Linked DNA regions of Mus musculus: all the other regions are linked to region 1. The links are chromatin loops, found by intact Hi-C in ENCODE. Cell type or tissue: heart. All regions are shown on one strand. Links, peaks and the distances in the headings refer to the core of each region. The heading gives the core; the rest is flanking DNA.

Region 1 (10,395 bases), core at 4,331-6,830:
CTTTACTGACTTTATTTGTGATTCTAGAACTGAGCAGCTGCCTAGAGCAAAGAGCCTCACTCTGATGGGCAAACTGTCTCCTCCCCAAACCTCTCTCCAGGGTCTTACAGTGTCTTAGTTGGTGTTTACTGCTGTAAACAGACACAATCACCAAGGCAACTCTCTCTTTTTTTTTTTTTTCGAGACAGGGTTTCTCTGTATAGCCCTGGCTGTCCTGGAACTCACTTTGTAGACCAAGCTGGCCTCGAACTCAGAAATTCACCTGCCTCTGCCTCCCCAGTGCTAGGATTAAAGGCGTGCACCACCACGTCTGGCTTTTTTTTTTTTTTTTCCAATGCAAGTCTCATAAAGGACAACATTTAATTGGGTTCAGTCCATTATCATCAAGGCAGGAGCATGGCAGCATCCAAGCAGGCATGGTGCAGACAGAGCTGAGAGTTCTACATCTTCATCTGAAGGCTGCTAGCAGAATACTGGCTTCCACACCCACAGTGACACACCTACTCCAACAGGATCACACCTAATAGTGCCATTCCCTGGGCCATGCATATACAAACCATCACACACAGGCTAGGCCAGCCCCAGAATGGCAGGTTATATTTATAGCCAGAGAACAGGAAGTGAGTTGCAAATGTGAAATCCAGGACCCTGAGACAGCTAGATTAGTAACAGCTGGAGAGTTCCTTTTTTGAACAAGGTTTGAACAGTTGGCTGCTTTTGATTGGCTGAGAGTCTATGACCTATCACAGGAATGTGTTGTACTCTGTTCTCACAAGTTAGGTTACACCTCACTGTGTTCAGAGAACCAGGAAGCAAATTTAACAGTTTCTTGCAACATCTCAAGATCAGTAGCTTAAGGGATGCCTTTACTACTAACATCTCAGATCTGAGACCAGCCACACTCAGAACGGGAACCACATATGCAAAGGCTTGTGCCTCATTCATTCATTTACATATATATATATATGTGTGTGTGTTTGTATATGTATATATATATGTGTGTGTGTGTGTATGTATGTATGTATGTATGTGTATATATATGTAAATTCTTCCCATAGCCCTTTGCAAACATTTACAGTGTAGTAGAAATAACCATGTCAACAGCCAACTCTGGTGACAGTATTGTTTGTGCTGGAAATCTGACCTAGACAGGAGACTGAAGAATATGTGTGTGTGTGTGTGTGTGTATGTATGTGTGTGTTTATGTGTGTGTGTGTATGTGTGTATATCTGTGTGTATGTATCTGTGTGTATGTGTGTGTGTATCTGTGTGTATGTGTGTGTGTGTGTGTGTGTGTGTGTGTGTGTGTGTGTGTGTGTCTGCCATAGAAACCTAGAAGCTGCTGTTGCTGAAGGCACTGGTCTCATACATACTTGGACCCTTGGATGTCTCATGGGTAACTAAAAGCAAAATAAAAAGCCTAGCAAGACATGGAGACGGCACAGTGGCTAGAGGGGCTTGCCTTGCAAGGCTAGCAACCTGAGTTCTATCTCAGGAAGCCGTGTAAAGATAGAGGGAGGGAACTGACCCTCAGGTATCCGCTGACCTTGACATGCGTAGTCCACTTCCCCCAATAACTAAAAAAATAAGACTTCTGGCATCTCTATTTCCATTTTGTACCTTGTCTACCCTACTGCCTCTTTTTGGAGGTTCTAGTAGGAGAGTGAAGTCACCTTGTATACCTTTATCAATGAACACAATGGATTTGAATCCTGATGGTTGCAAAGCGACCGTAAACACAGGGAACACACACACACACACACACACACACACACACACACACACACACACGGAATGGAATTTATCACCTGCAGCAGGTGAGGAGAGCAAGGGCGTCATTTTTCAAAGCAACACTCTCCCTGAACAAAGATAGAATGTGGTTTCATTCAGGGTGGCTATTCATATAGGGGTTAGCCCATTCCTAAGCAGGCTCTTTTAGGGACAGGAATGCCTCTATGCTTGCTCAATTTGCACCATAAAGTTTCAACTGACAAAGGAGAGGAGTGGCCCCTGACTGTGCCTGCCTTGCACAATGGCTCCCCAGTGTTGGGAAAGAAATATGAGGAGGAGTGAGGCAGGAAGGGGAGCCATTTCCAGGCAGCTAGATCAGACCCATCAACCCTGACAGTCACTGGGTGACAGTATCACCGCAGATGGCCCTTACAGCCTTTACCTCCATCCGTCCTGCACACAGCATGCTAACCATCTAAGGCTCATATGTATTAGAGCTAGCACATACCTTCAGGGCTTCAAGGCTCATGACAGAAGTAACTAAGATGTTTTCAAAGGGCCAGGAACAGCAAGCCAATCAGTAGATGGGATGTCAAAGTTGTTCTGCACTCCCCTCAATCAGGATCAATCGTCCCACGATGAACACTGGCTTGTTCCTTCCAGCAATAACAACTTCCCTGGTGTCAGAGCCAGACCTCAGATCACCATTAGTCAGGCCAGGGTATGAACAGTGCTTAAATGCATGCTCCTGGCCTCTTCCCCCATCATCCTGAGACTCTTCCCAGCATCCCTAAAGACAAACTAAGGATGCATTGGTGTGTGCTTCCTGAAGCAGCCCCAAGGAGTAGATTCCTTCCCTCCTTCCCACCCCCTGCCCAGATTCTTCTGGGAGTCATTTTTGAGGCGGGTGGTCAGACCTAGACATTTCCCAAAGTCAGCCTCCACTCCCTCTTTGGCCTAGGACTCATTAACTGGGCAAGGTGAATCTCTATTAGGAAAACAACCTGACAGGATGGGAGGAAAAGTCCAGAAGCCACCCCCAGCAGTGCTCAGGGTGGGCCCTTGCCTCTTCAAGGCAGCCCAAAGGTGACTGGATTGGTTCTAAAGACAGAAACTCAGGCTGGTGAGATGGCTCAGTGGGTAAGAGCACCCGACTGCTCTTCCGAAGGTCTGGAGTTCAAATCCCAGCAACCACATGGTGGCTCACAACCATCTGTAACAAGATCTGACGCCCTCTTCTGGAGTGTCTGAAGACAGCTACAGTATACTTACATATAATAAATAAATAAATCTTAAAAGACAGAAACTCTTAGGTTACCTGGTATGACCCCAAGCTTGTGCCTTGTATACTCTCTGAGCAGACTGATGACAGGCACTGATTGGAAGGAGGAGTGAGGTGACTAGAGAGAGAAACAAGATGTCATTTCCTAAGCAGGCCAGGGAAGGGGTACCAAGGGTCATAGGGCTATTCCTAAAGACCCCTTCTTTTCAAATATATCAAATGCCGTGGCAACTCAGCCCTGGGACACACTCTGGGTGTGGGTGTGGGCTTTGCTGCCTTGCATGGATCCTGCTACAGAGGCTACAGCGGTTCTGGAGTCTGCCGGGAGCTCAGCCAGTGCCCACCAGGGTTGGCTCAGGGTGTCTGAATGACGACGGTCCTACCCTTGGGGACAGTCCTGAGCTGTGTCCCCAGGGGTTCCTCTCACTTTGTGAGAGTGAAAGCACGTGTCTTGGGGTCTGTGTCTCTTCTGCAACCCCAGACCTGAGTAATTTCAGTTTCTAGTCTGAGAGTCTTTGCCTGTGAGGAACACCAGGTCTTACCTAGTTCATAGGAAGAGTCTGAGGATTAAATGGGAGAGACTCATGAGAACGCTGCAGAATTTAAGGGTCTCAACGGCGGCTTTTCAGTCCCACAGGGTTTTCAGAAGAAATGAATGGTTAGGGGTTCTCCTGCGCTAGGGGAGACTAGGGCTGCTCTAGGCTGAGAGAACCTTTAGGCCACTGAGTTCTGTTGACCTGGAGGGTACCCAGCAAGTGTGGTGCTAAGGCACCTGCTCCGCAGAGCAAGATGCTCTGGGGAGATCTGGAGTAAGGTTGGAGGTTAGTGGAAGCCAGGCAGCACTTGCTGGATTCATCAGGTTCAGGGGGCCGGGGTCTCAGAGTGGGGATTGTCCCTGTGGTCCCAGACCCCAGGAATCCAAAGTGCTCAGCCTGATGGCTTGCTTCTCAGGTAGTCAGGCATGGCCTGGGGGACTAGAATGTTTCCCAGGGGCCTCTGGGAGCTTTGCCTGGAGTCTGAGCAGTCTAAGGACTGGCTGGCTATTGCACATCTGACCAGGCATCTGTCCGCCAGCCTGTGTTAGCCATGGCCCCACGTCCTCCTCGGTTCCCCTTAGCCTGAGGTTCTAAGAGACAGGTCTCAGAAATGGCACAGAAGGAGCAGTCCTGGGGGGCAAAGAAGGGAGAACCTGAGAGAGCAAACAATTGTGACATACAAACAGGAGGTTATATACAAACGCTTCACAGGTGAGTGGTCACACCCGACACCTAAACTCAGTAAGTAAAGATGTCTTGGAAAACCGTCTGATCTAAGTTTCAAACCCACATTCACATGTGAAGTAACGTTCCAATCTGTGTTCTCTTGGACGAGGTCGCCTTTGTGTAACAATTGTTAGGCTCCCTGAAACCTCAGAGTTTCTATGTTGAATAATAATTATTTTTTAATAATTCATTTTTTACTTCTACTTTATGGGCATTGTTGTTTTGCCTGTATGTATGGCCGTGTGAGGGTATCTTATCTCCCGGAGCTGCAGTTACAGATGGCTATGAGCTGTCACATAGGTGCTGGGAGTTGAACCCAGGTCCTCTGGAAGAACAACCAGTGCTCTTAACCACTGAGCCGCCACCACTACCATCATTATCATTACCGTCACCATCATCATCACCACTAGTCGGGGGCACACATGTTTCTGCACATGTGTGGAGGTCAGAGAACAACTTTGGGACATCAGTTCTTTCTTCACACTTTGGGATTCAGAGACACTCTGGACACTCTTCTTAAACGCGTTCTCACGACCGGCCAGGAAGAACACAACAAACCAGAATCTTCTGCGGCAAAACTTTATTGCTTACATCTTCAGGAGCCAGGAGCGCAAGCCCCAAGCCCCAAAAACGAAAGGCCCCCCGCTTACATCTTTAGGAGCCAGAGCGCCAGCGCGCCAGAGCGCCAGAGCGCAGAGCAAGAGAGAGAATGGCGGAAACCCCTTCCCTTTTAAGGAGAATTATCCTTCGCCTAGGACGCATCACTCCCTGATTGGCTGCAGCCCATGGCCGAGTTGACGTCACGGGAAAGGCAGAGTACATGTAGTGGTAAAATACCCTTGGCACATGCGCAGATTATTTGTTTACCACTTAGAACACAGCTGTCAGCGCCATCTTGTGACGGCGAATGTGGGGGCGGCTCCCAACACACTCTGGCCGACATCACTACACGGTGAGCCATCGTACTAGATGTTTTTTCTACGTCTTTAGTTCAAAGATCTTGTTTGCTTGTTTTTGTTTATTTTATGTGAATCAGTGTTTTGCCCGTTTGTGTGTGCAGCGCCTTTGGAGACCAGAAGAGGACATCAGATCCCTGGGACCTGGAGTTACAGACATTTGTGAGATGCCAGTGGGTGCTGGGAACTGAACCAGGGTCCTCTGAAAGAGCAGCTAGTGCACTAACCTAACCTCTCCAGACCCCAGCCTGGTTTTGCTGAGACAGAGGATGTAGCCCTGGCTGGCCTTGAATTCATGATCCTCCTGCCCTATCTCAAGTGCTGAGATATCCCAGTGGCCCACCACGCTTGGCCAAAAATGCCTTTGTTGTTGTTCTTAATCTGATAACTGCAGTGGATCCACTTACTGTGCTCCCAACCCTCAGATGTGGTCCAGGAAGAAGTCAAGCAAAGCCATCTGGGAGCTTCCTGGAGGAGCAGCGTAACTGAAGCCCGTGCGATAGGAGGCCAGTAGAATGTAATATTAACACAAGAGGGCAGACGCGTCTGCGGTCCTCTCAGAGGAGCACGGGCGCCCTCTGGTGGACAATACTGAGCGGAACGCCAGTGCTTTGCAAAGATGCGAAGGCTGGGTGGCCGCTAGGGAAGGGAGTTGCAGATTTCACGGGCTGGTGAGCAGGAAGGTTTGAAGTGTTTTGGACAGCTTTTAGAGCGGGCACTTAGGCTTCTTTCTGCCTGTCATGTGTTTAAGCTGGGGCAGGGAAGTCTTATGGCACAGATGGGACTTGCTGGACAAAGTTTTGTTTTGCTTTGTTTTCGGTCGCTGTTCTAAGAATATAAAAAACATTTGCCAAACAACCTAACCCCTTTGCTTTTTCACATTTTAAAATCTACGAATACCTTGACCAAGAATTTGGAAAAAGGAGATAGAAGGTCAGCCGGAGTCAGGGGCTGTGCTTGCCCTCCCTGCCACAGTCTGATGTCCTAGTGGCCCTAGGAATGGGGTGATGCACAGGGAGACACAGGCATTGAGGACTCCCTTGCAAGGACTGTGTGCAGAGTCAGGGGTGTTTTCAGACAGGATTGGCTGTGGCGCTGGAGGAGAGTCTTAGCATTTTTAAGCTACACTGGCTTTCCACACAGTAGTTTTTTTTTTGTTTTGTTTTTTTTTTTTTTTTTTTTTTTAAGATGTTTTCACTGGCTCCCCACACAGTGGGTGTTTGTTTCAGACAGGGGTGTTCTTTTTGAACAACAGAACCTAGGAATCTTCTCTGATTCAAGGTCCCTTTTCCCCATGTCAGTCTTGTCTTTGCTCCTCTCGACATAACAAGGCTGCTTACTGGGGAAACAAATAAAAAAAAAAAAACCTCAGGCTGTACCTAAATTATTTTAAAGATCATTAAATGAAACTGACAATGAGGAGATCACACTTGATAAAATCTGTCAGACTAAAAATTAACTGAAGAATACATTTACATCACCAACAGACAATTGGATTAGAAAAATAAAAATAAAAAAAGATAACAAAAGGAAAGTTCCCGCTGCGGTTCTGTAGTTGCTGGGATAGAAGGACCTGGCTCACAGTCAGCCATCTTTACGATGTATAATCTAAATGGGATAATTGTTAATGAAAAGAATTTCAAGAATATGATGATGGCTAGTGGGAAACCTTGGAAGATTTCAACTGCTCAGAAAATAGATCAAGCAATGAAGTTGAGGGCCGAGGAAATGGCTCGGAGGTTCACATGTTAGTCACAAAAAATGTGAGGACCAGCGTTCAGATTCCCCCAAACCCACATAAAAGCTGGGCCGGCATGGTGGCTCTTCTGTGATTCCAGCCATGGAAGGTGGGCACAAGGGATCCCCCAAAGCTAGCTGACTAGCAAGAATTAGCTGTCTGGGAGCGCTCTGGGTTTGATTGAGATACCCTGCCTTGTAGGACAGCAATGGAGGCTGGCTCCTGCCATCAACCTCGAATCTCTACACAAACCTCCACACATGCACCCACACATGCAAATTTACACACATACAGGCAAAACATGCATATATACATATGCGCTCCACACACATATGAAAATAGAAAACAATAGAAGAATGAGAAGAAATGAAGTTGACTCAAAGACATTTCCCACGTCTGTGATCTCCACTCCCTGTCACTCTTTCTCCTTACAGCGCTCAGGGCATGTGTGAAAGGCACTGACCTACTTTGTGCCTTATTCACAAACAGAATAACTCCAGTTTCAGATAGTGAGCTTTGAACTGCGTTTCTTGGTATTCAAGTCTCTTCACTTCCTGTGTCTTCCATTGGCTGTTCCTCCCCCTGCCCCCACCAAGGCACACCCCCAGCTCCCACTACTCCCCTTTATAGATTCCCCCACCCCAGTCTCCTCCTTCCCAGGGGTTCTCTCTGCAGCTTACTTCATATCCACACAGGCACAACTTCAAACCGCATCTGTGCTGACTGCCCCAGTGGCGCTTCTTATCTAAGCAGCGGCAGCAGCAGGCTGGGTGACCAAGGCAGCAAAAAGAATTTAATGGAATGATATTAGGTCTGTCCAGAATTGGCAGGCAAGCTGGAGACCAGGCTAGGAGAATGCACAGGAGTGTGGGGGAAGCACAATGGTTAGACACTTCTCCAGGGACATACCACAAGGGCCAGCTGGTCAGGACCTGCTGGTCCCTCAATGAACACACTGCCTCCCATCTTGGGCCACACTAGAGTGGCTGGGTGGAACCTGAGCTGTCCCTATGTCTCTGTGTCACATCCTGAAATGCTATGGGTACAGAGTCGGGGGGAGAACGGGCCTTGGCGGAAGGAGGGGCTCTTCCTCTTGCCCTCCATCCTGTGGCAAATTCTTCATACACAGGAAGAAGGTTCAGGGGCTGACACCTACCACATCTAAGATGTTTACCAGTTGACCTACCCCACAGAGGCTGTCTCAACTCCATTTTAGGCAAAGAGACTGCCTGGTTCATAGTCCCAAGATTTGTCAGGCCAGGCTAGTATTGTCTTAGACTTAGGTCTTTTTGGTTCTGCTTGGTCCCAGCTGCCACCCATTGAGTCTGAACATAGATTTCTAAGCCTGAGGACTCTGGCCCTGGCTTAAAGACCTTTGTGCATCATGATCTGCTCCTCCTCCTACCCACCCACAATTTAATGGTGCTTATCTTGAGGGGTAGGTGGTGGGGAGGGAGTGGTGGGCAGAAGTCAGCACCTTAGCTCATTTTGGCCAGGGTGGGGTGGTGGCGATGGTGGTGGCTGTTGTTTTGCACAGAGACTTTGAAGAGGTTTGAGTCAGTCTATAGACATAGGACAACTCCCTGCTCTCAGACAGTCCTCCTACATAACATAACATAGCTAACATAACATACATAACAGCTAAGCGATTAGATGTACTTATCTAAGGCTGGAGGCTCCCCACTCCCTTCTATGGCATGTGCCTTACACACACACACACACACACACACACACACACACACACACACACACACACCACACCACACACTCTGGTCTAGGCAGAGAAAATACTGTCCTCAGAAGAGCTTCTCTCCCACCATCTTTGCAGTCTGGCTGGCTTTCTTCCAGAACCATCTTTCTTTAGCTTTTAGTTTATTTTATGTATGTGGGCGTTGCCTGCATGTGTGCCTATGTACCGTGTGTATACATGCAGTGACTTCGGAGGCCAGAAGAGGGCATCAGCTGCTAGAACTGGAGTTCTAGATGGTTGAGAGTCACCTAATATTCTAGGTTGACCTCACTTAAGACTCTGTCTCACTCAGCTTCCTGAGGGCTGGCATTGCAGGCACAAGCCTGGCTCAGACAGTCTTTTGATGGGCCTTTAACTTTTCTTGTAATAACAAGCTCAGAGTTCTGCTTCCCGGCCACATTGGTGTCTGACTGTCTTTAGAAACCTGTAAAGCAGTGAGTGACAGAGCAGAGACTGCGCTCTTTCACAAGGACGCATGCGCAGGGAGTGACCGAGAAGAGACTGAGTGCTCCCACAAGGACGCATGCGCAGGAAGTGACAGAACTTTAGTCAGAAGCGAACGCAGAGGACACAGGTGTTTCAACGTTCAGGAAGTTTGAGTCCTTCAGATCTTGTTAAGTGTCCTTACAGTAGACTCTGGAGTCACAGTCTTCCCTGAACCACGTGACCCACTATCACCGCAGCTGGAAGGCGGGGTGGGTATCAATTCAACAGGTGTTGAAGCCTGGCTGTGCTTGAAGAGGTTGGTTTTGCTCATTATTGGAAAATCTCCGGGTGGGAAAAGAGAGGCTTAAACTTCTCGTTTTTTCATCTATCCAGTCTTCGTAGGAGAAGTCACACTCACAACAGCTCCTGTGACTCCTGCTTTTCATTTTGCTCTGTGTGAGTAGCAATATGGCCTTCAACGTTTTGCCTGAATGAGGTTTTTTTATTCCAGGTGACTCTAAGTGATAATTTAATTTTAGCAATTTACCACCCAGGGCCAGCAGCTGCCAGATTCCTTGAATCTTAGCTGGATTTTACTGCCTTGTTCTCTAAAATCCAATCTTCCAGCCAGCCCTCCAATTCCCTGTAGCCCTTGTTGATTCTTTACTATTTGGGTCCTTGAGTACACACATCAGAGACCAGCCGTGGATGACTTAATTAGGGAAGGAGCTGTCTTAGGGAAGCCTTGGACAGTACATGGCGTCTACAGACCTAGCCAGCCAGGCTTCGAAAACGAACAGGAGCTGGGAGTGGTGGCACACTCAGGAGGCAGAGGCAGGCAATCTCTGAGTTTGGGGACATCCTGGATTACAGAGTGAGTTCCAGGACAGCCAGGGCTACAGAGGGAAACCCTGTCTAGAAAAACCAAAAACCAACCCCCCCCCCCGCCTGCCCCGCCAATCCAAACCCAACCCAAACCCAAAACCAACCAACCCCCCCCCCCCATAACAAAACAAAACAAAACAAAACAAACAAACAGCAACCAATGACACTTAGGACATTACAATTTTAGCTGGGTGATAGTTGTACCTGTCTTTAATTTCAGCATTTGGGAGGCAGAGCTAGGCAGATCTGAGTTTGAGGCCTGCCTGGTTCACAGAGCAGAGTTCCAGGACAGCCAGGATTATACAGAGAAACCCTGTTTTGAACCCACTCCCCCAAAAGGAAAATGGTTAAGAGCCAGGATAGTA
Region 2 (10,395 bases), core at 1,873-4,372, 200 kb before region 1:
TATAGAGGCTTGGCATGAGATTTCCAAGGAAAGAAAAACTGTAGAGTGGCTGTCATGACCCGCAGCAGCCCCTGGTGGTGAAGCATGAAGATGGATGGGAGGCCAAAACTGTAGCGACAAAATCTGAGCCTGGCTGTTACAACCAGCAAGACCAGAGGGGTGGTCCTATCCAAGTCCAAGCATGCCACACCGCTGGGTACCCCATTACTAGTCACTAAGCCCCTTAGTTAAGCTACTGTGTTTCTAGTTCTGGGAATTCCAGTCAAGCTCCCTTTCTGGACTCCTCTGGGTGCCTTTTCTACTGGGGATGGGGCTGTTTGGCCAGCACACTGCTGTATAAGTTTGTAACTTAATTTTCATGGTGCTTCAGAACTGAAAGTATTGACTGCTGCCTAAGGCGACTTTGGACCTGGACTTCAGGCAAGGGAACTCTTAAGACTTTGGTGACTCTTAAGCAAAGAACTGAATGCATTTTGCATTGTAAAGTGGACATGAGCCTTTGAAGTCAGAGACAAATGCTGTAATGTGAATCTTGAATGAATGTCCCCCTCCAAAAGTCCATGGGTCAGAGGCTCATTCCCCCACTATCAAGGACTGGTGGAACCTTTAAGGGACAGAGTCTGGTACATAAACATTAGGTCATGAGGGGTGTGTGTTTGATGGAGATATTAGGATAATCTGGATATATCACTCCTAACACTGTTATTCCTTTCTTAGCCTGTTGGCTTGAGGGCAATAGAAACCCAAAATGACCTGGGGATCGCCTGAGCAAACAATGGAGTGTTTTTTTTTGTTTTTGTTTTTTTTTTTTTTGTGGTTTCTGGCAGGAGCACTACTCACTACCCTGGAATCAAAACTTCTGGACCAGCAGAACTTACGGTTGTGGGAATGAGATGTGAAAACTTTCATAGTGGGTCACTAGGAGTGATAGTGAGTGGAACTATTTCCTTTCCAACCTCTTGATTCCTGAACCCGTGGGTCCTGGCTATGGGAGACACTGTACCTTATATTGAACATTGATTCGAGCATATGCCACCTTCTGGAGAACCCTGCCCTAGCCCTCCATGTTGCTGCTAACTACTTGGTACTGTAACTGTGTCTTCAAAAGGCCGTTCCATCTATCATGCCAGCTGCTTCAGGATGGTGGGGAACGTGGTAACACCAGTGGATTCCTCGATCATGGACACACTGTCACAGTTCTCTGGCTGTGATAGTGAGTTCCTTGGTCAGAAGCAATGCTGTATAGAATACTATGCGGTGGCCAAAGCATTCTGTAGGTTCAAGGATGGTTTTCAAAGAAGCATTATGTACAAAAAAGGCGAATCCATAACCAGAATAAGTATCTATCCCAAAAAGAACAAACATTGTTTTGTTCCATGAGGAAGTGGTCCAGTGTAGCCAACCTGCCACGAGGTTGCTGGCTGGTCACCTCGAGGAATAATGCTATATTATCTCAGTGTTGGTCTCTGTTATTGGCAGATCTGGCATTCAGCAGCAGCTGTAGCCAGGTCAGCTTTGATGAGTGGAAGTCCATGTTGTTGAGCCCAAGCATAAGCCCCATATCTGCCACCCTGGTTGTGGGCCTGTATACCAGAGACTTCCCATGGAGATGTCTGGCCCAGCCTGGTGCGAGAGTTCCAGTGAAGGGAAGCGAGTGAGAGCAGGGAGAGAATGTCGCTTCCCTGCTTCCGCCATGGCAGTTGGCTCCACCTCCGTCTCTGCCATGCCTTCCAGGTTACTTGGTTACTCCATACCACTAAGTCGGGTTGGGCTGGGCTAACAAGAGGCCAACTAGCCAGTGAGGAGCGCGGCGGAACCTCGGGCAGTGCTTCGGAAGAGCAGATCTCTTCCCAAGTGTAAGACGGAGTAGTTCTCACACACCTAATCCTTCCGGATAGGATTCTTATATACAGTTTTGGGATCGGTAAGGGTCTGACAACAGGTACTTCTCATTGGTTTGGTCTGAGAGCTTTGGGGAAACCTTATTTGCATGTGAGAGGGCTTCGTGCCACATACCTCTCTGGGGTTGGAGGGTCTGTGGAAGGCTGTAGCGACATGACAGGAGCCAGGGACCTGAGACAGTCTGTAAGGCTGGATCACCTGGGCTACTTGTCTTGTTGTCTTCATTGATGTCCAGTCATTCTGCTCTAAGAACACACAAACTTTTAAAGGTAATATGTATTTCTGTATTAACATATGTATGGAATGTGCAGTGTGCACAAATCAGCTAAAGATGATTCTCTGCGCTATATTTGAGCATGCCAGGCATCAAATTTTGTAAGTCCATTTGGACTGTATAATTAAACTTTAATAAAAATTTCCATCCATGTTATATAAAAAGATGGCATGTAATAATAAGTCCTGAGAACTCTGTAGCCAACAAGTCTTATTGGCTAGTCACAGATCTTCCTGTCTTAGCCAGTTTGTTGTTTCCCGGTGGAGGTTTTGGTGTTTACATCACATGCTTTGTTCTTCTTTTTGGTTTCTTCCTTCTTACCCGCAGCCAAGATGTCCAGGTCTGGTGAAATCTAATCTTCACTGATTTTGAAGGAATCCACAGCTTTTCTTTTCCTGTTGTAACAAACACATAACCTGTCCCCCAATGTAACACATTTCCTGACTTCCATTCTGAAGCTAACACTTAAAACATGTAGGCTGGTTTAATTCAAAATCTAAAATCTAGTGGTTTTCAGCAGCTGTGTTACCTATCTCATTGACATTAAAAAAATTTAAAGTCAATAAAGCATTATTTATCCTATCTTTGAGAGTTCTCACATTCCCCTTCTGTTTAGTGAGCATTTCCTTTAAAGACCTGTTAGATCACTCCACAATTGCTCGTCTGGTAGGATTGCAAAGTATATCAGTAATATGCTTTATGTTATAACATTTAAATGATTGCTGTATTTTATTAGATACATATGTCAGAGCATTATGACTTTAATTTGTAAAGATATTCCTAACATAGCCATCACTTCTAATAAATATGTGATTACAGAATCAGCCTCTTCAGAATTGAAGGTAGAAGCCCATTGGAATCCTGAATAGTTGTCAGTTGTATGATGCACATACTTTAGTTTTCCAAACTCTGCAAAATGAAACACATCCAGCTGCCAAATTTCATTTCTTTGATTATCTTCAGAGTTATTCCTGTTCCAGCAGGTATTGGAGCTTGATTATACAAAGAACAAGTAGGACAATTCTTTATAATTTCCTTGGCTTGTTGTCACATTGTAGCAGTATTTTTCTTTAAACTTCTACTATTTACATGATGTGATTTATGAGAATTCAAAGCCTCTAATACTTTGTTTTCTTTATTTTTTAAAAGGTTTATTTATTTTATGTATGTGAGTACACTGTAGCTGTCTTCAGATACACCAGAAGAGGGCACCAGATCCCATTACAGATGATTGAAAGCCACCATGTGGTTGCTGGGGATTGAACTCAAGACCTCTGGAAGAGCAGTCAATGCTCTTAACCACTGAGTCATCTCTCCAGTCCCTACATTTTCTATTAATAACTTATCTATCTCCTCATGTTCTAAAGCTAATGGTTCTGGCAAACCTGTATTCAATCAAATATGTATATGTATGTGTGTGTGTGTGTGTGTTTGTATAGTGATCTTTGTTTTGAATTAATTATTGCAGTTGTATAGATAACAAAGTTAATACTGAATTATCTGGCAGAAGTTCAGCAGTTTCTATATGCAAAACAATGCTCTCTGCATATTGAGAATCCTTAACTAAATTAAGTATTTCTGAAAACTCCAATAGAACTATGAGTATAACATAGAGTTCTGATTTCTGAAGACTTTGTATTATTTTACTTGTACTTTCTAACATATAATCTGCCATCCCTGATTTATTGGCATTTATTGGCATTGTATGAAAGGCAGGAGCTTAGAAATTGGTGTTCCTCTTACTATACAAGGAAGAATCTTACCAGTTCTTTTGAGAAACTGAAGTTGCTTGTTTTGGGGGTATCTGCTGTTAATTTCTTTCAAAAAAAAAAACAAAAAACCAAACCATTACAAGCTTCATTGCCAATCCTCGTTGATTACACATAATGAAGTAACTTGAGCATTAGCATAAGGCACCACAGTCTCTGCTGGATTTATTCCTGCTAATTGATAAAGTCCTATTCTCCCCCTTTGCAATCAAATCAGAAACCTTTTCTACATAGACTTTAAATTTTTTCTGTTTACATGTTAAAAATATCCATTCTAAGATATGATCTCTCTGTATAAGAATTCCTGTGGGAGAATGAATAGGCGGGTAACTAAAATACAACCCAGTGTAGATCCAAATGGCCCACCTTAGTATCCTATAATCTCTTTCTTACCAAAGCCATTCTCTCTCAGCCTCAGCTGATAATTTTCTTGGACTGTTTAAATCTTTATCACCTTGTAAGATTTGAAATAGATTGCTTAGTTCTTGAGTTAATCCACTTATGGGCTTTAGCCAGTTAGTATCTCCCAACAATTTTTGAAAATCATTAAGAGTTTATCACTGTTCTCTTCTGATCTGTACCTTCTGTAACCGGATTTTCTGTAGATCTATCTTGTATCCTAGATAATTAATAGAAATCTCCTTTTTTTTCTTTCAGGAATAACCTGAAATTCCCAACAAGGCAAAATTCTCTTACTTCATTAAACATTTTTTCCTAAGGCATCTGCATCTGAATCAACCAGTCAAATATCATTCATAGAATAATAAATTATAGATTGAGGAAACTGTTTATGATTTTTAAAAAGATTTTATTTACTTATTATATATATATGACTATATGATGAGACAAACCAGAAGAGGGCATCAGATCCCATTACAGATGGCTCAACAACATTGTGGCTCACAACCACCTCTAATGAGACCTGAAACCCTCTTCTGGTGCATCTGAAGACAGCTATAGTGTACCTATATAATAATAAACAAATCTTAAAAAAAAAAAAAAAAAGATGGCATCATCAAACACAATCTTTACTCTTAATTCAGAATATTGACCTTCACCTGATCTTTGACAATATTAATGCCTCTAGTTCTATTTCATTGCTCCATTACTGAAGCTTCATTTTTCCACATGTTAGCCATTGTAGTTGAGGTCTTCTCTCCAATATTTTGGAATTATACAATTTTGTGTGAGATACTTATTAAGTATCTATTTTACATATGGTAAATGTAACCCATAGGTCATTATTGCTTCTTCAAAGCTCTTCAAGTCTAGTGCCTCCAATGAGCCACCATTGAAATTCTTGAAAACCTTGTATATTTTTCATCTGCATCTAATTCCATTATCATAGCTGGAAAAATCATTTTAGGGTTTTTAATAGACTTCGACTGCCATTTTGCATCTTGTCACAAGGGAGTGGTATAAAGTTTAAGATCGAATTCATCTGAAAATTATCTATGATTCAAAGGATTGTGTACATCTTGTTCTATTGTTTGTAACTTAGCATGGATTTTTCAGCTCTTTTCTTACCTAATTCTGCTTTACTGTGATTCTTTTAAAAGATAATATATAAATTTGCAATAATTACCAAAACTATATTTCTTTCTTTTTTTAATAATTTTTTTTAATGTACATTTGGTGTTTGGCCTACACGTTTGTCTGTGTGAAGGGGTTGAATCCTCTGGAACTGATGTTACAGGCAGTTGTGAGCTACCATGTGGCTGCTGGGAGTTGAACCTGGGTCCTCTGTAAGAATGGCCAATGCTCTTAAGCACAGAATTGTCTCTCCCACCCCCCAAATATACTTATTTCTATGCTGATAATGAAAACAAAATTATACAGGGTCCAAGTGCCCTCTATTATGTATTTTCCATTTTTTAACATAGACAATATTTTCTTTTTAATCTTTATTTATTTTAATATCTCTTTCTCTCTCTCTCTCTCTCCCTCTCTCTCTCTCTCCAGCCCTGCTTGCTCCAGCCCAAAGACTTATTTATTTATTATATGTAAGTAAACTGTTGCTGTCTTCAGACACACCAGAAGAGGTCATCAGATCTCATTACGGATGGCTGTGACCCACCAGGTGGTTGCTGGGATTTGAACTCCGGACCTTTGGAAGAGCAGTCAGCACTCTTAACTACTGAGCCATCTCTCCAGCCCCTCTTTTTAATCTCTTTAACTCTCTCCTTCCTTTGGAAAATTCACTTTATTATTGTCAAACTAATTATTTCTTGTCGCAATTGGTTCTTGATCTGTCAGGGAAAAAAAAAAAGCCCTGGGCCAATTGCTAAGTGGAAGGGATAAGACAGGACTTCCAGGGGACAATCAGAGAGACAAGGGAGGAGAGGAGCTTTCGCCATGCTTCTGATGAAGAAAAATCAACCATCCATGTGAGATCTCGACAGAGTGGTCATACAGGCCGCTCCTACAGGTAGGTGGTCAGGTATATTTAGCAGGGACTAGATTCAACTCACCAACTAAAGTTAGGGCAGGTGGAAGGTGCAGAGCTAAGAGTAGTATTAAGGGCATGCTTTTCTAGGTGGGAGATAATAGCACCCAACAATTGTACCTAGAAGGCAGGTTGAAAATGAACAAGTGTATGTGTGTGTGTGTGTGTGTGTGTGTGTGTGTGTGTGTGTTATCCGTGGACTCAAGGGAAGCTGGGTGGGGACTGGTAGCATGTCCCACTTCCCAGAGCATAGGTGAGATAGTGAAAACTTACATACAACAATTTCTTTCTATGATTCCTCCCCACCCCCTTGGGTTTTTTTTGAGACAGGGTTTCTCTGTGTAGCCCTGGTTGTCCTGGAACTCACTCTGTAGACCAGGCTGGCCTCGATTTCAGAAATTCGCCTGCCTTTGCCTCCCAAGTGCTGGGATTAAAGGCATGTGCCACCACTGCCCGGCTCTTTTTATGATTTTTAAAAAATATTTATTTATTTATTATATGTAAGTACACTGTAGCTGTCTTCAGACACTCCAGAAGAGGGCGTCAGATCTCATTACGGATGGTTGTGAGCCACCATGTGGTTGCTGGAATTTGAACTCAGGACCTTTAGAAGAGCAGTCGGTGCTCTTAACCACTGAGACATCTCACCAGCCCCCGATTTTTTTTATACCCAGTTTCTTTTCTCTTACACTGTTTTCCAACTTAATACCTTACCCTTTCAGAAGTTGGAGGCTTCTCAATCACACTGCAGCTCCAGGAAAATGTTCCTTTAGCCCTTCTGTCTGTCTGTCTGCAGGCTCCTCAGGCCGCCATGTGTCTGGCAGTTGGCTCTGTCCCTTGGCTCAGTCTAGCAGGCTGCCCTTGCCGGTTCCTGCATTCTGCCTGCTCTCTACAATTCTCTATAGTTCTCTACAGGTTGCCCTCTCCACAGGTGTAGGCCATTATCCTCTGGCAGCCGCTCTGCTCAGAGAAGGGGTAAAAGAGGTGGAAGGGATGGGAGGGGTAGAAGGGGAGGAAGGGGTGGTTCTCACTGGAGAAAGCAAGGCTTTCATGAAGGGACTTATTCAGCCTGCTGTGTCACCAGCTCATGGGCTCTGTCTACCATTCATCTCTGGCTGTAGCCATTGCTTGCCGACCCGCACAGCACAGAAGCAGCATTCCTTAGGGTGTCCCCTGTCCCCACAGTTTGCTGATGCCTGTCCTGGACCCATGTGCTGCCACACTGGGCTGGGCCATTCCCCACCTCAGACCTCCACTTGGGAGATCTTGCAGAGGTTGTGCAGTGAGGCTCTGTTTCCTTGCTCCCCACTGGGAAGCCAGCCTTACTGCTCAGCAGGGGCTCTTAAAGGAGCCACTCTAGGCCTCTCCCCACCACTTGCTGGCTTGCTCAGTTGCTAAGAAACCTTCTTCCCAGCTGCTTACTGGCCTTCTGTGCCTGGCTTGGCCTAATACTTGAATCTGCCCAAGTTTGGCTTTCTAGCCCCATACTGGGTGCCAAATATTGCCAGACTGTCTCAACCTGCCAGCTTCCTAATGGCGCGGAGACTTATATATATTTATGAAGCCTAGGCCTTATAGCTTAGTCCTCAACTAGTTCATATTAACAACCCATTTATCTTAATATACATTCTGCTACATAGCCCGTTACCTCTCCTTCAGTCTCAACATCTGGTCTTTCTTCTTGTCTGGCTGGTGAATCTCCTGTGCCTAGTTCTTTCCTGGAGTTCCTATTTCTGCTCACATGTTCTGCTTTTCCTCTGCCCTACTATGGGCCAGTCAGCTCTCTGTTGAACCAATCAGAAGGTGATAGATAGAGAAAAAAATGTTTATGAAATACTGAGACAGGTGATGCTTCGTAAAAATAATACCAAGGGGGCTGGTGAGATGGCTCAGTGGGTAAGAGCACCCGACTGCTCTTCCGAAGGTTCGAAGTTCAAATCCCAGCAACCACATGGTGGCTTACAACCACCCATAATGAGATCTGACTCCCTCTTCTGGAGTGTCTGAAGACAGCTACAGTGTACTTACATATAATAAATAAATAAATAAATAAATTAAAAAAAAAATAATAATACCAAACTCTGACCTTTATTCAACTCTCTGCTGGCACATAAATCAACATTTTAATTATACAAAGACAACCTTTACACAGTGCACAAGAGGACTATCCCAGTACTTGATGAATATGGAGTATCACATTGTGGGCTAACTGTGCAGCCTTCCTGTCAGGCCTTCTGGACTTCACTCTGCCCTCCTCTCCTACGTCAGCAAGACCCTTTCTAAAAATAACACAGATGGAAGGGCATGCCTACAATCCCCACACTCTGGAGGCAGATGCCATAAAATTGGGAGTTCCAGGGTAGCCTTGGCTACAGAGTAACACCTTGTCTCAAATTTATAACAGCAAAAAGTTAGAAAACTTCCAGATAATGAAACCAAAATGAAAATATGGAAAACAGAGCAAAGATAAGAAAGATCGGGGCTGGCGAGATGGCTCAGTGGTTAAGAGTGCCGACTGCTCTTCCGAAGGTCCCTAGTTCAAATCCCAGCAACCACATGGTGGCTCACAACCATCCGTAATGAGATCTGATGCCCTCTTCTGGAGTATCTGAGGACAGCTACAGTGTACTTACATATAATAAATAAATAAATCTTTAAAAAAAAAAGAAAGAAAGAAAGAAAGATCAATCACGAATGTCAATATTCAATAGACTCTAGGTTCAAGAAATGAGAAAGCTGAGGGGAAGAACATATAAACAAGACAGTTTAAATTTTTTTTTCTGATGCAAAACATGGGCCTAACTTCAAAGGGAATAAATCAGCATTTTTCTGGATCAAACATAAGTGAGAATGGAACAGAAACACGGATTCTAGTTGCCCTGAATGATAGTTCCAATGAGGAAGTGGCTACATGAAGTTTTCATAGTGACAGGGCAAAGAGAAGGTCACAAATCAGAGCTTTTACTACCTACATTGGTGGGACATCACAAAAGTGAGCATGAAGTGAAAAATTCTGAGACGTGTTAGATGTAGACTGAGGGACATTCTTGGCTTTGGGGTTGGTAGAAATATGTGGTCTGTTGTACTTGTCAATACGTTAGATCAGATGTAGAGGTAGAAGGACGTTGCTGTAAAGGGAACCCGATGCCGCCCAGTGGGATCTGGCTCTGCGTCTGCTACATCCACAGTCTCCACGTTCTATCGAGTCGTTATGCCTTGCAGAATTTCAAACATGGGAACTTTACAAACTCTACATCATGAATATCCAGATTCAAAAGGTTCTAGGACAATAGATAAAATAGACAAATTCTAAAACATAGTGTGATTCTTGATTCCTCCTACGGAGCAGTTTTCTACTTACTGAAAGTTTATAGAATTTTCTTTTGTGCTTGGCATTCTAAAAATGTAAACTATCTATCCAGGTGGTATTGGTGCGTGCCTTTAATCCCAGCACACAGGAGGCAGAGGCAGGTGGATCTCTGTGAGTTCAAGGCCAACCTGGTTTACAGAGCAAGTTTTAGGACAGCCAGGGCTACACAGAGAAACCCTGTCTGGGAAACAAACAAACAAACAAATCATCAAAAACAAAAGAAAAGAAAGAAAAAGAAAAGGAAAGGAAAAGAATCAGGCTATCCAATAGTGAATTACTATAGAGAAATTTTAATCCAGCAACATGGTTACTCTGACAAGGGATTACAGGGGATTACATCCAGAGACCTAGGTCTGTGTAATCAGGCTGAAATATAGACATTTCTTTAGCATACATCTTTAATCTACATATTTAATTCCAAACAATGACATCTAATTGAGCCACAGATAAAGTGACGAATCAGAAACAGATTTAACAGAATGAGTCAGAGGTAGGATATGCTCAGCTCTCATGAAAGCAGGCAGGAGAGACAGGTGATTTAAGGTCAGTGCGTGGAGGGGGAGAGTTTGGGGACTGGGGGGAGAGGGGGAGTTGAGTTCAGCTGAGTTCCGTGAAGTTCCGTTGAATGTAGTTG
Region 3 (10,395 bases), core at 5,136-7,635, 210 kb before region 1:
TGCAGTGAGAAAGCCTGGTTCTGAGGCAGGGTGTAATAACAAGCCTTTAATCCCAGCAGAGACTGACACAGGTGGATCTACATAGTGAGTTCTAGGCCAGGCTAGAGAGAGCTCATCGTAAACCACCCCTCTCAACCCCCGGGCAACTGAAGTGTTGCCAGGCACAGGCACAGACACTCACTCCTGCAGTCTCAGCACTTGGAAGGTGGTAAAGGGTCTGAAGTTTGAGACCACACCAGACCAGCCTGGTGACAGAAAGAGCTGAGAGAAAGAGGTGCATATTGGAGTAAAAATGTTTGGACAGACAAGAAGCTAGGGAGCAATGGAAGTATTTCTGATTATTATCTTTCAAAGAACGCTTGGTGTAGTGCCAATGCACTTAATACTCAAAAAATGTTTACTGCAGTAAATCACAGTGCAGCATGAGGTGAGAAGATCAAGAAGTGATTTGTAGAGAAATATACTACATTTGTGTTTTGACATCTTATTTTAATTGGCTCATAGCCTACCAAGTTTTGTGTGTTTTCTGATATGGTGACTTTTAGAAGAATGAAATTTATGCACTTTATAAATGATGCAATTTATAATGGGACAGCCAAGTGATGACAGTCATAGACAGCCTGAGAACAGACAGGGTGAAGTGCCGGTCTGGAGAGTTTGACTTGGACTGCAGAGCCAGCTCTGTCGATGCAGGTTGGCCTTGTTTGTGCTGCCTCTTCTGCACACACAGGATCTCAGGCAGCCCAAACCAGCCCAGAGTTCACTGTAGGGCTGAAGATGATCTTGGACTTCTGATTCTCCTGCCTCTGACTCCTGAGTACTAAGACGACAGGTGTGAGCCACCACACATGACTGGCAGTTGACTTTTTAAGGTGCAGAGTAGAATGTTGAAGAGAAGTGGTTAAAGGACGACACTCGGGAGGATGAAGAGAAAGAGAGAACCAGTAGAAGATTGAGGGAGGAAAATGAAGGTCAGGACAGAAGCCATTTGCTTCTTGCATGCCATGGGCTGTGTAGCAAGCTAGGAATGCGCATTCCTAATCCGTCCTCCAGTTTTTCATGACTCTTTAGACATGGCTTCCACATGGCTTCCACGTGTCAGGATTCCTCCATATATGTGGCTTCCACGTGTCAGTGTTCCTCCATACACAAAACTAAGATTTTCCCTCTTATTTCTTTCCTTTTGAAACAGAGGTGACACTCAGTTCTCTGGTGTCGGAAGCGTTCGTCAGGTTTTTTGTGGAGCTCGTGGGGCATTATTCTCTGAACATGACTGTCACAGAGCGTGGGGAGCGTGTGTTCCAAAGGGAGCCATTCCGGAAGTCCCACACTTCCCGAAGTGTCCGCCACTTCCTAGATCTCTTCATGGAGACACAGATGTTTGCAGGATTTGTCCAGGACCGGGAGCTTCGGCAAAGCGGAGTTAAAGGTGGGCTTTCCAGGAACCGCTGCCTCCTTATCAGCTGTCTTAGTCAGGGTTCTGTCACTGCACAGGCACCATGACCACAGCAGCTCTTATAAAGGAAAGCAGTGAATTGGGGCTGGCTTACAGTTTGGCTTTAGTTCATGATCACTGTGGCGGGAAACATGGTGGCGTGCAGGTGGACATGGTGCTGGAGCAGCTGAGGCATCTATATCTGGATCAGCAGGCAGCAGGAAGAGACTGAGACACACTTCCTCCAACAAACCCACATCTATTCCAGCAAGGCCACATCTAATAGTGCCACTCGATGTGACCCTGTGTGTGCCATTTTTTTTCCAAACACTACATTTGGTGAATTCTTAGAAGGATTGAATAATAGATAAGATGTGTAGACTATCAAGGCATATCTGAGTTACTGTGGGATTATCTGTAATAGTATTTAATTTAAGAATAATATACTATAGTAGGAACAGGATTAGGGATACAGAAATGGATCATCAGTTGAAGGTGCTTGCTAGCAACCTTGACAATCTGAGCTCTATTCCTGGGCTCAGTGATGGGAGGAGAGAACAGACACCCACAGGTTGTCCTCTGACATCTACATGTATGTTGTGGCATGCACATGCCTACCCCACATACATACATAAAAGCATGAACACATACAAAGTTAAGTAAACAGCTAAAATAAGATCATTAAAGAAAAGACTCATCTTAGGCTTGGGGTTTAGCTCAGTAGTAAAGAACCTACCTCGCATGTACAAAGATCAGAGCTTGCCCACAACACTGCCAAAAAGAGAAAGAAAAGTGTGTTAGGATTTTCCTGCTGTGAAGAGACACCATGACCAAGGCAAGTCTTATAAAGGACAACATTTAATTGGGCTGGCTTACAGGTTCAGTTCATTATCATCAAAAGTAGGAGCATGGCAGCATCCAGGCAGGCATGAGAGAGGCAGAACTGAGATTTCTACATCTTCATCTGAAGGCTGCTAGTGGAAGACTGACTTCCAGACAGCTAGGTTGAGGGTCTTAAAGCCCACACCCACAGTGACACACCTACTCTAACAAGTCCACTCCCTGAGCCAAGCATATACAAACCATCACAAAAAGGAAAGGTTTAATTTAACTGTTTTCCAGGCTGGCATGTTGAACAGTCTCACTGATGTCTTCTTCGTAGGTTTGTTTGAAGTCCGGGCTCTTCAATATTTGGAAACAATTCCTGAGTCGGAACCCAGCGGGGTGAATAGAATTTTACGTAGTCTTGGTGAGTCGCTTTGCCCTATTGGATGATTAACCTTGTGGTATAAGTCCCCGAGTCATGACCATGAAGCCTCTCTAGGTTGTACTCTTTGGGGATACATTTTAAAAAGTAGTTCTATTTACCAGAAAATAATGTATTTATATATACAGATAAATTTTGCATATAATTCTAGGGTGTCCATGGACTTCAGACTTAAAATCCTTGGGGGCTGGGAAGCAGAAGAGGATTGCCTCGGCCTTATTCTGCATTTCATAAACATGGGTCCTTCTGATTTTTAAATTCTGGACTGATGTGAGGACAGTGGTGTGCCTGTCACAAGACAATTGCCTTAAACTCTGGGCTTTGGAATGTATGCTCCTGATTAGACCCTGTCCTTAACTAGCTGAGAGACCGTGGGCATTTATGCCGCAGGCTGTGATTTCATCCACACCTTGGGTTAGATTAGATCAGATGATAATCTTTAGGGACTTTAGAGAGGTCTCTTTTGAGCATTTAGAATTCTCTAGGGAGTGAGCCAGGTAATTTGAAACTTCAGTCCAATTGAAAACCACTTGAGTTAGATTATGTCTTGAGTTCTTTCCCGCCTCTACAATTAGACATTCATGGGGTTTTTTTAGTGGCTAAACCCATCAACTAATAGCTTTCCATTAGTGGAACAGAAAGCCTAAAGTAATAAAAGTGAGGCACTAGAGCAGTGGTTCTAAGCCTGAGGGTCATGACCCCTTTGCAAACCTCTGTTTCCAAAATATTTACAGCTCATGGCAGTAGCAAAATTACAGTTCTGAAGTAGCAGAAATGATTTTCTGGTTAGAAGGTCACCACAGCATACATGGTCTCTGCGTTGGGAAGGTTGGGACTCTGTTCTGGAGGCTGACTTAGGCTCCTAGTGTGGGGGGTTTCAGCCCACGGCTGATTGGTCCTGATGCTTTGGGGCCTGCAGCAAGACACAGGTAGAAGAGCCTGCTTGTGTTTTGGCTGCTAGGAAGCAGAGCAAAGAAGGGACCAAGTATCTGGAAGGCACTCATGGCCAGGTCTTCTCCCTCCAGGGCCCACCTTTTTAAGGTTCCATTACTTTCCAGTGGTGCCACAAGCTAGGGACCAAGCTCTTACACATAGGACTTTGGAAGACACTTATTCAGAAGTGACACTGAGAGCATGTAACAAGGCAGCTAACCTCCGGGGTGATTCTGAATGGCTAGGTTGTTAGTCCCTTGGCTCAGGTGTACAGCAGATGAAGAGGAAGTAAGGTGAAAGTTTTTTTTTTCTCTTTCCAGGAAGTAAAATGAAATTTCTTCACAAGAAGTGAAATCTTTTCTTCATTCTAAACATAGCTGGAAGTGCCAACGACAGTGTTTTCCCAAGGATCTGGATGCTCGGGAGAGTCCTGTAACATCTGTGACTGTAAAAGGAGAAAGACTGTTGGAAAACTCTCCTGTTGCTGCAGACCAACTGGGAGCAGTCTAGAACCAGTGCGCTCTCTTCTCCTTCTGATTTGGGGACTGTTTTGTTTGTTTGTTGTTTTTGAGACAGGGTCTCTCGCTATAGCCCTGACTGTGATGGAACTCGTTCTGTAGATCGGGCTGGCCTCAAATCCTGATGTCACAAATCTCAAAGATCTCACAGAGGTCCTCCTGCCTCTGCCTCCCAAGTGCTGAGATCAAAGGCGTGCACCGCCATGCCTGGGCTCGTTATTTTACAGTGGTGTTTTATCTTTGGTTACTGATGGGTGCAAGAGCCTCTGCTTTGTGCTTGTGGTTGTCCTTTACAAGGAGAAGACTCAGAAATACTTGGTGTTGAGTTCCTAAAAACAATGCAAAGATGAGATTGACAGAGAAATAAGGAGAATAATGAGAGTTTCAGGTACTAGGGAGACAGACATGGAGGACACCATGGTCACACGATTCTCATCACTGAAGCATCATATTGCTTTAAATACGTGGACGGTTTGTGCTTTCTAATTCCAGTACTGTCACCATTGATTAAACCCCCCTTTTGTCCCATGTCCTATCTTGGAGAATTTCACTCATGTTAGAACTTTAAAAAAAAAGCAGACACCAGGCATGGCCTCCTCAGAACACGTGTCCTGCTGGGATAGCTTGCTTCTCATATGTCAGCATTATGCTTTATGGAATGGAGCCAACATTAAAATGTCCTTTTAAGGACATAGCTATCTGAGTTTTGGTGTTTACAATTTGCAGCACTGTGATAATCTACATGTCATCTTATTCAAGCTTTAGATCAGCTTCATGATATTCTACAAGAAACTGGAGTTCAGAGAAGCTAAGGAATTTGGCCAGTTATATACAAGAAAGAACTAAGCCAAACACTTGACTTATGAACACATACAAAGCTGGTTAGTCCTACAGCTGTAAATGAACTCTTTATAGTGATGTTTAAAGTTCTCTGTGGAGCACACCAGAGCTTCCTTTTTGGCTCTGATGAGACGTTAAGCTATGGGGGTCTAGACAAGGTTTGTTCCTTTGTTTCTTCTTCTGCTGCTGGGGATAGGACCCAGGGCCTTTTGTGTGCTCTGCCACACTGGTTATTTTTACATCGGTGTGAGTTTTTAGTGTTTCCTAAGCCTCTTCATCAACCAGATGCTGAAAATCTAAAGTAGGAGTAGCACCTGGGAAAGGGAGTTTGTCAGTGAGGGTACAGTTTTCATTGATAAGTGAGAAATGTTGTGGTAAATGTCAGTTGTTTTCTGTAACCTTTGCCCACTGCTTTACCTGGCATGGAAAATACTCATTCAGACTTGGAAAGTGTTGTTTGTTGTACTGGGATACAACTCACTGACTTGTATAGTATTGTCATTGTCACTCATACTAGGGTGTCTGAATGAATCCATTTAAGACTGGTGCTGTGCAATATAGTTCCCACACATGGGTCCAGGGAAGAGAACTGAGTCTGTCCTTTCAAATGTTAGTGCAGCTCACCCAGGGGAGCTCCTCCCAGACAGCTCTCTCCTTTCCTTCTTCCTACACTCCAATCCCGATGGAACAATTCATGACTGGTTGTTTATAAGATGGGGAAGGAGGGTTTACTGTGGTCAATCATGACTGTCCCTCTGCAGGGAGACTGCTTTTGGGAGAGTCTTAACCTTCTTAAGATCTAAAGCTGCTTCCTTTCCTTGAGTTTGTTGTAATTTGTTTTTGTAAATGTTGTGAATTCTAAATACGTTTGTAAAAAGAATTGTTCAATATTTCTATCAAATGTTTACAGATAAAGGCATTTTAAAAAAATTCCCACAGATCTCTTGGAGAATTTAAAACAAATGCACATAAGATGTGTAGTGGTTACTTTTCTATTGCAGTGATAGAACATTGACCAAGCAACTTAAAGAAGAACATTTGCCTTGGCTTACATTCCAGGGCTGAGAGTTAATTCAGGTGGAGAAGCATGAAGGCAGTAGCGGGAGAGTTCACATTTTCAAAGGGCAACTTGAAAGCAGAGAGCAAAAGTAACTAAACCTCTGCAACAGCGCCACCAGCTGGGGACTGAGTGTTCAAATCCCTAAGCCTATGTATGAGAGGCAGTTATCAAATCACAACACACACACTTTACATAAACCCATAAACAGCACATTTACACAATGTAAATTCGTAAATACTCAAATCCAGCTTAGACTAACCAGGATTATAACCGAGATCAACTTTTCCAAAGCTCTTGGTTGAACGTACACTGGATAGCTTATATAGTCTCACAATCTTTTTTTCATTACCTCTTAGTCTGGAAGATATTTTACAAAGAATGTATGCTAACTACAGCCTGAGGGGTTGAGAGGCAACGTGGAGTAATATTTTATTACCACAAATCCTAAAGGCAAAAATGATTGGGTTTTGTATAGGCCCTAAAGACAAAAAATAGCAAGATTTTCTCATTATTTTATCTGATCACAGCCTTCCCTCCCACCTATCCTCCTACTCCCTCTCTTCTCTCCTTTCCCCATCTTCTCCCTTTCTCCTCAGAGAAGGGGAGGCCTCCCGTGGATATCAGCCTTGGCATAGCAAGTTGCAGTAAGACTAGGCCTATCTTCTGTTGAGGCTAGACAAGGCTGCCCAGTTAGGGGAAGGGGGTCCAAAGGCAGAGTCAGAGACAGCCCCTGCTCCAGCTGTTAGGGGTCCCACAGAAGCTGCATATCTGTTACATGTGTGTAAGGATCCAGGACTGTCCATTGCAGCCTCTTTGGTTGGTGGATCAGTCTCTGTGAACCCCTGCGGGACCAGGTTAGTTGATTCTGTATGGCTTTTTTTGTGGTGTCCTTGACCCTTCTGGTTCCTTCATTCCTTCCTCCCCTTCTTCCACAAGATTCCCAGAGCTCTGCCTAATGTTTGGCTGTGGATCTTTCCATCTGTTTCCAGCAGCTGTTGGGCGAAGCCTCTCCTGTCTGGAAGTGTAGCAAAACATTAATAGTGTCAGGGGTGGGCTTGCTCTCATGGGATGAGTCTCAAGTTGGGCCTTGATCATCCCCTCAGTTTCTAGTCCATCTTTATCCCCACACATCTTGTAAGCAGGACAAATTTTGGTTTTGTGGGTAGATTGGTGTCCCCATCAATCCATTGGAAGTCTTGCCTGGTTCCAGGAGGTGGCCATTTCAGGTCCTATATCCCCTGTTGCTTCAAGTCTTATGGTCACCCTAGCATATTCCTGTGAGTTTCCCTTTTTCTGGGCTTCTAGCTCTCCCCTGAGTTGCCTCCACTCCAAGGCAGAGCTTCTAAAATGAGGCATTTTATAGTTATAATTACAGTCATGGAAGGGATGAGGTGTTTGCAGTGCTGCGGACTGACCTGGTTTTGCCATTGAGCCGCACCCCTCAGGTTGTTGGATCTAAAAATTTAATTGGAAAATAGGCGCACATTTCTAGTTTCTATAAAAGAACATTCTTAAGGGACCGGCTGCGAAATGAGGATAAAGCAAGGGAGCGCTAGAAGCCCAGCACTATGTGAGTCTAAACAATGGAAGGTTAAAGGATGTGGAAAATATATTTCTCCCCTCCAGCCAAGTCCAGCAACCACCTCTTCCGAAGTCTGCCCTACCCACTCCTTCAAAAAAAAAAAAAAAAAAAACGGCACCCATACAAAGAAAGGCACCCCGGCACGCCAGCACGTGATGCTTAGGCTTAGAGCCTAGTGGCTATAATTACCAACTGCGCGTGCGCCCGAATCGAAGCCCCAAAGGCAGCGGCGTGTGTGACGTCATTCCAGGCGCAGGCGCAGTGGAATTAGAACCGAGGCTGCGCAGACTCAGAAGGCGCTCTTGAAGCCTAGTGCCGCGCGATGGCGGGCACGGGCTTGGTAGCCGGAGAGGTGGTGGTAGATGCGCTACCATATTTTGACCAAGGCTATGAGGCACCCGGCGTGCGGGAAGCGGTGAGTGCGGGTCATGTGCGGCGGGTCCGCCGAAGGCACGCCGCCCTTTCCCGCCGCGACCCTGGCCTGTTCTCGTTCTTAGGCGGCGGCCCTGGTGGAGGAGGAGACGCGCAGATACCGACCTACCAAGAACTACCTGAGCTACCTGACGGCCCCGGATTATTCTGCCTTTGAAGTAAGTGTGCCTTTGAAGTAAGCCAGGAGGCTTGCGGACTTTGATACGGGAGTGAGGGCTTTAGCTGTGTAAAGTGAACTCCACCTTCCAAGTTAGCTGGTGCCTGCAGCTCGTACTGAGTGCCATGTAGGTGTGAGTCGGTTTGAAACCGCCAGATGCGCATGTCACGGGCTTCGTACTACAAGAACCTGCGAAATGCTCCATTAGTTTCTGCAGATTTGTTTAATAGTGTGCACCTCCGTGTGTGTGTGTGTGTGTGTGTAGAAGAGTCATGGTACATTTCACAAAAGGGCCCTTTATTCTCTAAGGTCCACTCAAGAACAGGTATCACTCACGAGATTTTAATATTTATAATCTTAAGTACCTGTACTCTTTGCCACCCCTGGAGGGAGATTCTTTTGTACCAAGTCTCAGATAGTTAACAGGTGTATGAATGCCTGAACAAGCATGTCTAACTGCATGCTGTTTTTAAGTGGTTATTCTACAAGTGCAACCAAAAAACACCACTTAGATGTTGTTAGAAGCACTTTCAGGCTGAAAGGAGACTGCTCCATGCGCAGGGATGTGTGATACTTCGGATCTAGATGCCAGGTTTTTAAACTGGGTTGTGACTCCTCAGTGGGGGTTTCATAACTGATGTGGGAGCTGCAAGAAATTTGGCAAGAGTAAAAAGTACTAACCCAGAAATTAATTGAAAACTCAAGTCCCAGATCTAAGCTCTGGTCCATGTTACATCATGTGACTTCACCATTTACACTGTACCCAAACAGTTTACACTGTGTCAGTTCGTCATGCAGCAGCGGAGACTTCCTGAAATGATTCAAGACTGTTGTGTGTTGTGAATTACAACGTGACGTGGGGCTGGGATTAAAGCTGTTTTCAGAGTTCCACAGCTGGCTGACTACAGGGCATTGAAAACTGCTGGTTTAGGGTTAATCCTTGAGAGGTGGACTCTTCTATGTCCACCTCCTTTCATGCCTGGGCAGAATATGGAATTAAAGAATATGCCTATTTCTTCAGATTCTAGATAGAATTAACCTCAACTGGGGGATGTGTCAGTGGCCCTGGGTTCAAATATTAGCATCCTTTTTTTTTTTTTTTTTTTTTTGAGTAGTGATTGAGAAGGGAAAAGATTCGCTATAATGTGTAGTACAAAGTATAAAATCTCAGTAAACTGCATTCATTATTTTCAGCATGATTCTGTTACTAATTCTTTGTGGTGTTTGTGCATCAGACAGACATAATGAGAAATGAATTTGAAAGACTCGCTGCTCGACAACCGATTGAATTACTCAGCATGAAACGGTAAGATGAGGTTGAGCTATGGTAACAGCTGCTTTGCCAGTGGTTGGAAGAGTGTTTGTGTTTGCTGCTGTGGGTAGGAAGTGAGAATAAAAAGAGAGTACCAGCCGGTCGTAGTGGCGCACGAGGCAGAGGCAGGCAGATTTCTGAGTTCGAGGCCAGCAAAGGTCTACAAAGTGAGTTCCAGGACAGCCAGGGCTACACAGAGAAACCCTGTCTTGGAAAAAAAAAACAAAAAAAAACAAAAAAAAAGATTTATTTATTGTTATACATAAGTACACTGTAGCTGTCTTCAGACACACCAGAAGAAGGTGTCAGATCTCTTTATGGATGGTTGTAAGCCACCATGTGGCTACTGGGAATTGAACTCAGGACCTCTGGAAAAGCAGTCACTGCTCTTAACTGCTAAGCCATCTCTCCAGCACTGCTTATCAGCTTTTTAAAAAGTTGCCTAAAGGGCTGCTGAGGTGGCTCATCGGTTAAGAGCACTGACTGCTCTTGCAGAGGTCCTGAGTTCAAATCCCAGCAGCCACATGGTGGCTCACAACCATCTGTAATGCAGATCCGATGCCCTCTTCTGGTGTGTGGAAAGACTGCGACAGTGTACTCACATACATGAAATAATTAATCTTTTAAAAGTCTTTTTTTTTTTTTTTTTAAAGCTGATAATTAGACATTACCTAAGAAAGGTCATGATAGACAAATAGGAACAAGAGACATGAGAGTCTTGGTGACTGTCACAGCTCATTTAACTAGTTCACATTTATGGAAATAGGGTTTTTTTTGTTAGTTTTATCTGTAAATCAGTTTCCAAACTAACAGGTTTCTTTGTACTGCCTGATCTACATTATATCCTTGGTCTCTGTGC

Evidence for each region. A loop is a pair of places that touch in the nucleus more often than their neighbours do. Peaks named below come from ENCODE experiments on the same cell type or tissue, not always from the same donor. Only the 100,000 strongest peaks of a DNase experiment are listed, where the experiment ranks them.
Region 2: it touches region 1 in a loop (5-fold over the local background); 25 of 42 quality-filtered maps call a loop at or near these places.
Region 3: a loop joins it to region 1, with 3 times the contacts of the local background. A loop is called at or near these places in 22 of 42 quality-filtered maps.

The regions. Positions count from the first base shown.
Region 1 is chr3:103,377,564-103,387,958 of GRCm38, forward strand. No RefSeq gene overlaps it. Among named protein-coding and RNA genes, the nearest start is that of Gm25869, 45 kb to the right of the region's middle. In heart, for the core only: no CTCF peak of the experiment used is centred there; a DNase peak (open chromatin) is centred at 5,798.
Region 2 is chr3:103,181,268-103,191,662 of GRCm38, forward strand. It overlaps Gm40113 (a long non-coding RNA gene), which reads right to left. Exons shown (of 3, transcript XR_001784063.1): 3 at 8,026-8,175. Among named protein-coding and RNA genes, the nearest start is that of Gm40113, 10 kb to the right of the region's middle. In heart, for the core only: a CTCF peak has its summit at 3,366 (motif pointing right); no DNase peak of the experiment used is centred there.
Region 3 is chr3:103,163,816-103,174,210 of GRCm38, forward strand. Dennd2c (DENN/MADD domain containing 2C) reads left to right here. Exons shown (of 19, transcript NM_001384113.1): 17 at 1,193-1,429; 18 at 2,598-2,684; 19 at 3,956-5,923. The coding sequence ends at 3,987. It overlaps Bcas2 (breast carcinoma amplified sequence 2), which reads left to right and starts at 7,840. Exons shown (of 7, transcript NM_026602.4): 1 at 7,840-8,050; 2 at 8,133-8,225; 3 at 9,460-9,530. The coding sequence starts at 7,958. In heart, for the core only: a CTCF peak has its summit at 6,175 (motif pointing left); a DNase peak (open chromatin) is centred at 6,146; H3K4me3 peaks cover 453 bases; H3K27ac peaks cover 914 bases.